Regions from separate parts of the Homo sapiens genome. Here region 1 is linked to region 2. The links are chromatin loops, found by intact Hi-C in ENCODE. Cell type or tissue: endothelial cell of umbilical vein. All regions are shown on one strand. Links, peaks and the distances in the headings refer to the core of each region. The heading gives the core; the rest is flanking DNA.

Evidence for each region. Peaks named below come from ENCODE experiments on the same cell type or tissue, not always from the same donor. Only the 100,000 strongest peaks of a DNase experiment are listed, where the experiment ranks them.
Region 1: a loop joins it to region 2, with 2.7 times the contacts of the local background. A loop is called at or near these places in 3 of 110 quality-filtered maps.

Annotation. Positions count from the first base shown.
Region 1 is chr18:10,053,035-10,057,424 of GRCh38, reverse strand. No RefSeq gene overlaps it. Among named protein-coding and RNA genes, the nearest start is that of VAPA, 140 kb to the right of the region's middle. In endothelial cell of umbilical vein, for the core only: no CTCF peak of the experiment used is centred there; a DNase peak (open chromatin) is centred at 2,144; H3K27ac peaks cover 2,752 bases.
Region 2 is chr18:10,267,785-10,272,174 of GRCh38, reverse strand. No RefSeq gene overlaps it. Among named protein-coding and RNA genes, the nearest start is that of LINC01254, 140 kb to the left of the region's middle. In endothelial cell of umbilical vein, for the core only: no CTCF peak of the experiment used is centred there; DNase peaks (open chromatin) are centred at 1,844 and 2,724; H3K27ac peaks cover 2,382 bases.

The sequences.
Region 1 (4,390 bases), core at 201-4,200, 210 kb after region 2:
CAAATGCAAAGCATTGTCCAAAGTTAGCAGCCTAGTTGAAGCCACACCTAATCCTGCTGCACCAGCCAGCCTGAGCATTCTGCAGTCTCTTCATCAAGTGCCATGAGAGTTGAGTGAGCCCGAGAAGGTGGCAGGAGGTGTGGGGCGTAGGTGCCACTCAGAACTCAGAGACCTCCACCCACACAGTCCACCAATGCTGTCATCCAAAATGAGTGGTGTATGATGGTGTGGCTACCATGTACTAAGCAATTGAAACGTGCACTGCATTGCATGAGGCCCTTCAAGATAGCACATTTTATCCTTACAACAACTCTATGATGTGGATCCTTCTGTTTTTCAGATAATCCCTGAATGCTGCACATAGGATGCTGGTTGTGACACTATGGCGTGGCAGGCATCCCACCTGGATCCCTGAATTGTGTCACTCCTGAGGCCTAGGTATCTCTGGCCCCAGAGAGAACAGGCTGATGGAGTAGGCCTATCTAAGCCTAAGTTGCCCAGGAAACAAGAGAAAACTCATCCTAAAGAACAAAAGACCAACGTAAACATCTATGGCTAAAAGAAATGGGTCAGACTCACGAGGGAAGATGACTGTGTGCACTAAGGACACTACCAAGAGCCTGCCATGCTTGCTGGCCCCGGGCTCAGGCCCTGCTGATGCGCACCTGGGGGAGGAAACAAACAACTGTGGAGCCGCTCTCCCAAGATGCCCTTAGGCCACAAGCATGGCCACGGTGCGTCCATGGACTGGCTCTGCGGGGCAGCATGCTGACGGTTCCCTGATGGCCACAGATGGGGCATGACAGCAACGTCAACACATCCATGGCCCTGAGCAGCAGGCGCTGTTAGGCATCGATGGCCTGTCCCAGACCAGGATGACATGGAAGAGAAAAGGCTCAGAATTCATTCAAAATCTTTGAGGCCAAGGGCCTGGACCATCTATTTGAGATGCCCAGATGCTTTTCTGAGCATTTTCTTTCACTTGCCTCATTTCACTGAGGCAAGACGGCTGGACAGTGGGCTGCAGCAGACGAAGTACACCAGCCTCAAAGGTGTTCGGTGTCACCTGCCTCCCAGAGACAGGGTCTTAGAGTTCGCTCTGTTCACCCAAGGAGTCCTTCCATGGCCCTTGTGGGCAAGTTCCCCAATAACTTGATTTTTTTTTCTACTTACATTTCACTGTCACTCCCAGCAAAACTCAGTCCAGCTCGGTTCTCCAGGCTGCACACGTGGTCGCGGTGGCCCCCAAGCTTCTCTGAGGCTCAATAGTAGCATTTCTCTGTTAGGCTTAGCCAACTAGGTAAGCTTTTAGTTTGAACAAAATTACTCACTCATTTCTTTTTGTGTAGCCTTAGGGGTACAAATAGTTTTGGGCTACATGGATTAATTGTATACTGGTGAGGTCTGCACCTATCACCTGAGTAGTATATATCGTATACAGTATGTAGTTTTTCAACCCTCACCCCACTTTCCTCTCCCCAGTTCTGAGTCTCCAGTGTCCATTGTACCATTCTGTTTGTCTTTATGTTCGCATAGCTTAGCTCCCACTTATAAGTGAGAACATGTAGTATTTGGTTTTCCATTCCTGAGTTACTTCACTTAGACTAATGGCCTCCGGTTCCATCCAAGTTGCTGCAAAAGACATTATTCTATTCTTTTTTACTGCACGTCTCTTTAGACAATGCCTTCCAAATTTCTCTTCAACATACAGCTTTGTTTTTCTTATGATTATAAAGATAACACATTCAAACAACACAGAAAAGAAGAAAAAGGAAAGTCAAGATCACCTAAAATCCCATTTGCTCATCGTGAAATGTACAAATTGTGCAATACCAAACCACTATTTCTGGTGTCTGCTGCAATGATGGGCCCAAGGGGGCAGGTGTGATTTTGTCCTGCTCTGCTAGCTCATCTCTGTGGAGCGAACACATATGGGCTGCATGTCCATGGGATGGGGATCAGGCAGCCGCGAGGAGCCGTGGGGACTTCACCGCACTGGCTGTGCTGCTGTATGTGCTTTGACTTAGAATTGAGGCTTGTGCCTGCAGACCTTCTTTAGGCACATAGAATAAACAAGTAGCAAAGGGAAGGTATTATTGTTGTGTGACCCTGACCGGCCTAATTCCCGGAGCCTGCTTCCTCCCCTGTGTCATTTCCCGTCCTCCCCTCGTATCTACCTCTGCCCAGTCATGATTGACTTTTGACAGAGATCACTCAGCTCCTGACAAACTTTCACTGAGACAGAATTGGCTTAGTATCTCCTAAACCAAAGAGATTTTGCAGGAACAGCAGGATGTCAACGCTAAGAAGTGGTAGTCCAGGCAGGGAAGCTGAGGGACGTGAATCCCAGGGCAAGCAAACCTAGCAGGAAATCACCCCTGACGAGGACCAGCGGGCTCAGGCTCAGGATCCCAGTCAGCACAGTGATGGGGTCCCAGGAGCAGTCAAATGAAGCAAGGCTTCAGTGTGGCCTGTGAATTCTGTGTACTCTCCTAGAGAGTATGCTTTTGCACACATGACTTCAGCCACAGTTCCCACAGAGCCAGCGCCGGATGAATGGAAGGCAGGGCGGGTGGGCTAGTGGAAGGGAGGGGCATCCTGAAGCTTGGAAGGAGGTAGAGTCACCGCTGGTGATGCGGGGAGAGGCCTGGCCCTGCCAGCACCTCTGTGTGCTATGGCCCTCTCGAAGTAAATGGGAAGATGGTGGAGCTCCTGGATTAAAAGGCACATAGTCCTAGAGGAGACCTACACGGGACTCACCCAGCTGCGATCTTCTGGAAGGGGATCGCTTCTCAGGAGAGAGCCTTGCTGCTCCTAGGATTTGGTGGACTCGGAGTAGCAGGAGATTAGCGCAGGGGGAGGGCCACAAGGAGTGTGAGGGGGTGGTGAGTGTGGAGTCGCAGGGGCACTGCGTTTCCTGAGAAAGGCAGGAAAACCTGGGAAACGCTGACTCCTCCTCTCACCTTCCATATCAATTCCTTGTGAAATGGCAGTTCCGGCTCCTAGTATAATGTGAATCCCTCTCTGCAGCCATTCCCTCTGCCCAGGCCACCATCCCCTCTCACCCGGGTTAAAGCGCAGCCTCCTCCCTGGCCTCTGGCCTCCAGCCTTGTGGCTCTCCAATCCGTTCTCCCTATTGCAGCCACAATCATGTTATTTATTTACTTATATATGTATCTGATGCCATCTACCCTGCGAAATGCCACCAAAGTGGCTTCCCTTAGCTCTCAGGAGGACATGCAGACCCTGCAGCTTGTCCTACAAAGCCCTCCCCACCCCTCCCCTACCTGCTCCTCCATCTCCACTCTCACCCTGTCCCGACTCAGCTGCAATGCTCCTACCCTGCACCATGGCCCCAGCTCCTCCTAGTAGGCATCTGTCCCTCACCTCTAGGCCTCACGCCAACTCCTGTTCCCTTCTCCTAGACCATCTGTGATGGTTAATACCAAGTGTCAACTTGATTGGATCGAAGGAGGCAAAGTATTGATCCTGGGTGTGTCTTCGAGGGTTGCCAAAGGAGATTAACATTTGAGTCAGTGGGCTGGAAAAGGCAGATCCACCCTCAATCTGGGTGGGCACCATCTAATCAGCTGCCTGTCCAGCCAGGATATAAAGCTGGCAGAAAAATGTGCAAAGGCCAGACTGGCTTAGCCTTCCAGCCTACGTCTTTCTCCCTGCTGGATGCTTCCTGCCCTCAAACATCGGACTCCGAGTTCAGTTTTGGGACTCGGACTGGCTTCTTTGCTCCTCAGCTTGCAGATGGCCTATTGTGGACCTTGTGATCATGGGAGTTAATACTACTTGCTAAACTCACATATATATGCGTGTGTGTGTGTGTGTATACATATATGTGTGTGTATATATATGTGTGTCTGTGTATATATATGCGTGTGTGTATATATATACATATATATCCTATTAGTTCTGTCCCTCTAGAGAACCCTGACTAATATACCTCTTTCTCGCTTTTCACCTTGCCTATTCTTGAAGGAGCTGAAAAGGCACTGACTGTTGCGTTCCTTCCTGATCCCACCTGATTGGGTTATTTTCATCAAAGGGAGAGGTTCTCCACCCTGGCTGCAAAGGAAGGTCTCCTGGAGAGTTTCAGTACCAATGCCCAGGCCCCATTCTCACCCAGAACAATTAAATCAGACTCCCTGGGGTGCTGGGGGTGGGTAGGCTGGCCAGACCAGGTGAGTCTAACAGGGAGCCATGTTTGAAAACTACTGACCATGGGGTCAGTTACGCTGTGCTCTGCTCCCCAAGCGTCCATCCTGTACTTCCCACATCAGGGCACTACTGTGAAATGAGTGACTGGCATTGTCAGCACATCGTTCTCATCATAGTCATCACTGCTATCATGGTCATTCTTGCATGCCATTCTTTTTTG
Region 2 (4,390 bases), core at 241-4,240:
GAGAGTGAGATCCAGCAGGAACAGACCACACCGGAGGGACGTGAGAACCTCTCTACCTGCTTAAAATCCTGAAGGGCTGAGAAAAGAACTGCATACATTCTATCTGTTGACCAGGGTAAGCTCTAAAGAAGTTTGCCGTTCACCAAGGCTGTGGTTGGAAAAGGAATTATCTGGTAGAAATGACAGCCCTAGGATGATGCATGCATGTGTACAGAGCCTGAACTTTGACTTTACATGTGATGCAAGGAGCCCAAAAAGAAAGGCTAAACAGCAAAACCCACCAGGCCAGGAAGAGGCAAACACAAAGTCTTGCTATGGGGCCAGTTCCCTCCTCATCCCTGTGCTGCTCTGCTCTCCATGGTTTACACTCCAGCACAACTCTGCACACCCATGGTTCAGCCCCCATGATTTGCCTCAGCCTCTCCTTTCATGCAAAGTCACCCCAGTTCCCCCAGACAACTGGCAACAGTCTCCTTGTTTCCCAATGTGAAAATCCTGAGCCATGACTGGCTTGGCTAGCTCATCTCTGCAATCCAGGCCACAAGTCATGGAGCCCTAAACAAGCTATAAGCTGGCTTCTTTGAAACCACATGTCTGCCCCCGGTCCCCTTAGGCATGAACCAGAGATGGGCTCATGTGGCCGGCTTTGGGGAGCAGCAACTACGGATGAGTAGGGAGATGACGGCCACTTTCCAAGAACAACGCACTGTGCTCAGGCTGTTCCTCTAACTGGAACACACTCTTCATGGGCCTCCCGCAGCCTCTTCTCTGCCTGGTAAAGATCAAATATCTCTAGAAGGCCACTTCAGGCCTCCAGGCAGCAGCAGCAGCCCCTCTCTAGGCTCCTACAAGCACGCTGTACTCACCTACATAGAGTATACCACTTACATGTTGAATCACAATTATTTGTTTATTCGTGTGTTGTTTACTAGACTGTGAGTTTTTCAAGGGCAAAGACTGTCTCTTAGCTGTCCTTGTATTCCCAGTGCCCAGCACCATTCCTACTACCACCCAGGAGGGACTCCATGAGTGTTCATCATTTGATACATGAGCCAAGTCACCTGCACATTCTGTACTATCTACTCAGCACTTTACAGAATCCCCCCTAATAGCACAGGATGACGGATCAAGAGTCCAGCTTCCTTGGGTTACAGATAAAGAAACACGGCCCCTGGCAGGTGAGGGAGCTTGACAAATTCACATGCATGGTGAGCAGAGGCTCTGCGATGGGAAGGATGTCTCTCTCCTTCGGCCTCCTCAGTCAGGCAAGGGGTCTGCCCACAGCTACAGATGTCTCCAAAGAGCGAGAGTGGATGCGACCCTATCAACCACCTCCAGCTCCAGTGGGCTGCAGGGGGATAGCACCCCATGAGTTTTATCAGGCTCAGAGTAGCTTTAGAAGTACAAGCGTTTCTACAACCTCTGCTGCTCAACAGGAATCACTCCTCTTGTTCTTTATTGAGCCGCCCTCAATGCAAACCAGGTCCTCCCTGAGAAAGGTCCGATCACCCCTAGCTTTTGAAGTTAACATCTGAGGCCCTCTCTGTGGATCAATGACACAGGCAGAGAAAGGACAGATCTGTCTCAGTGGCCCCAGTACAAGCGATTCCAGTCTAGGACTCTCTGATCTACCCTGCAGGCTTATTCCATTGTCTTGGAGTGAGGCCACGCTTACACAGGAAGCCCTGTGTATCACGCTGCACTGTGGGCAGAAACATTGCAAAGTCCTTCCTATGACTGATAAACAGTGTTTGGTTTGGATCAAGAGGAAAAATAAGGCGCTCGGGATAATAGAGGCGGATGGGGAAAACACACGGGACTCCAAAATGAGAGCAAAAGAAGATGATTGCTTTGAACCATTAATGTAGTAACAAACTCTAGGAACAATGAGCATTGGCCAGAACAAGCTTCCTGCCATCCAGCTGCAGTCAAAGCTGAGAGTTCACGGAGGCCAGAGAACTGGCAGGAGCTGTGTTATGACTGGGGGAGAACAAACAGGCCAGGTCAAGAAAGGCAGGCACCCTTCAAAGGACAACATCTCAGGACGTAGATGACTTCAGCTGCAGTCACTAACAAAGAAAGGTGTCCCCTCCTGCAGAATGATAACATGAGACAATCTGAAAGGAAGAAAAAGGCAGATGGCCAGGCTGTGGCCGAAAACTGTTAACGTTCCTCTCTAACAATAGGGTTGATAGTATTATTTGTTTTTGTTAAACTGCTTTAGGAGGTGGTGGGTGGTGGCTGACCCCACTTCACCAGGGACCCATGTGAGGAAACATCATGACTGTCTCACTAACTCCAGGACCTTTTGTTTTGCTGAATGAGGGATACAAGTTGAGGGGGAAAGCTAAGTTGCTCAGGATGTAAGAAGGAATTCTTAGAGGCTGTACAAGGGGTAAGTAAGAGGAGAAAAGACACCACTGGCAGGGGAGAAAAATGTGGGCAGCAGGAGTAGGGAGTGGAATAAAAAAAAAGTTGGATGGGAAATTTAATTTACTAAGAGGTGTGAGCTGGGATCTTTCATCTCTGTTTTTTCATTTGCTGAAGATTTCAGTAAAATAAGTACTTCTTCCTAAACACACCATGGAATGCATTCATTTTATGGGATGCTGATTTTGGACCCAGGTGGATGTGGGGTGAGAGCTGAGTTCCCTGCCCCAGCTAAGTTATACTTTTGAATAAACTGTTTCCGTGGAACTTCCCATGCCAGGATCTCAGGCCTTTGACCAAAGTGCCAACTTGGCATGAATAAAGGAAAATAATTTTTTCCCTTATCTCCACTCCCAGAGCTCTGCAATTGCAGTTAAAGCTAGATGATTTATTAATAATTTAGTACAGTACTTATTCAGAGATTTTGTGCTTTGTTTTTCACTGTGGCAGACTAATTAGGCAAGAATAGAGTTGAAAAAAAGAGAAGTTGCTAGGCAGGGCCTAGGAGGAAAAACCAAAATAGACTTTTTATCCCCCAGGTGTAGGCCCAGTGAGGATAATTAGGCCAGGTTGTCCCAGCGGGGTAGATGTGGATAAAGTCTGGGTAGTTCAAAGGCTGAAGAGAGAAGGGATTGACTAAAGAAGAAATCGAAAAAGAACTGGGCAGGTGTGGGCTCCACAGTCCAGGAACCCGAGCTGGCTGGATGACTGGGTTGGGAAGGAACTCAGATGGGACAGCAGTACGGGTACCTGTGAGGCCTTGGGAGCTTTAGTAGTCAGGATAGGCCAAGTTATGCTGCATTACAGATACACTCCGAAACTTCTGAAATACAAAGAGAGTCAAGCTGCTGTTAAAGCAGCTTCCTTGGTTAGTTCTTCTCCATATGGCTACCAAAGGCCCCAGGCTGCTTCAATCTTGTAGCTATGCCTTGCAGAACACACGACTTCCAAGGACACTGTCGAACAGGAAAGAATTAATAGTAAAGAGATGTATTGCCCACCGTGGTAGCCACTAGCCACATGTGGCTAATTAAATTTAAATTGATTAAAATTAAATAAAATTTTAAATTCAAGTCTTTGGTCACATGAGGCCAGTGGCTACCACAGTGGACAGCACAGATATAAAACATTTTCATCATTGCAGAGAGTTGTGGTGGACAGAGCTGGCCTGGAGGTTTACACAGGGGGCTTTATTGCCCTTCCAGGAGGTGGCCTTCATCACTTCTGCCACATCCCACTGGCTGGAACCCAGTTCCTTAAACCCAACCTCACCACTACGTAAGCTGGGGTGTGTCCGCCCAGAAGGGAGTGGGATTGGTGAGGCTCTAACCACCCCCACAGGGGGCCTTGAGGGAATCTCACTGGGCCAGCTTGGAGGGACCCAAAAACTGCCCACCTCCAAACGGACCGAGGAGCAGACTGCCGAGCGCAGGAGCACAGACTGACTGAATTATACAATGAGTTCCTTCCTTGTACAATCCAAAGATGGAGTGAGAGGAGGGGAGAGGGAGAGGGAGAAAGCCCTGAACAATGGCTGAAATAGAATTTTTCCCTAAGCTTGCATAGTAGAAAATTAAGTCCAATTTTATTTGATTCAGAAAAAATAAAGAAATAGAGCACTTTTTCCACTTCCATGGATCTTGGGCATTTTTTTTGTTTTTGTTTTTGTTTTGTTTTGTTTTGAGAGGGAGTTTCACTCCTGTTGCCGAGGCTGGAGTGCAATGGCGGAATCTCAGCTCACCGCAACCTCCGCCTCCAGGGTTCAAGAGATTCTCCCACCTCAGCCTTCCGAGTAGCTGGGTCTACAGCGCCCGCCACCACATCTGGCTAATTTTTGTATTTTTAGTAGAGATGGGGTTTCACCATATTGGCCAGGCTGGTCTCAAACTCCTGACCTCAGGTGATCCACCCGCCTCGGCCTCCCAGAGTGCTGGGATTACGGGCGTGAGCCACCGCGCCC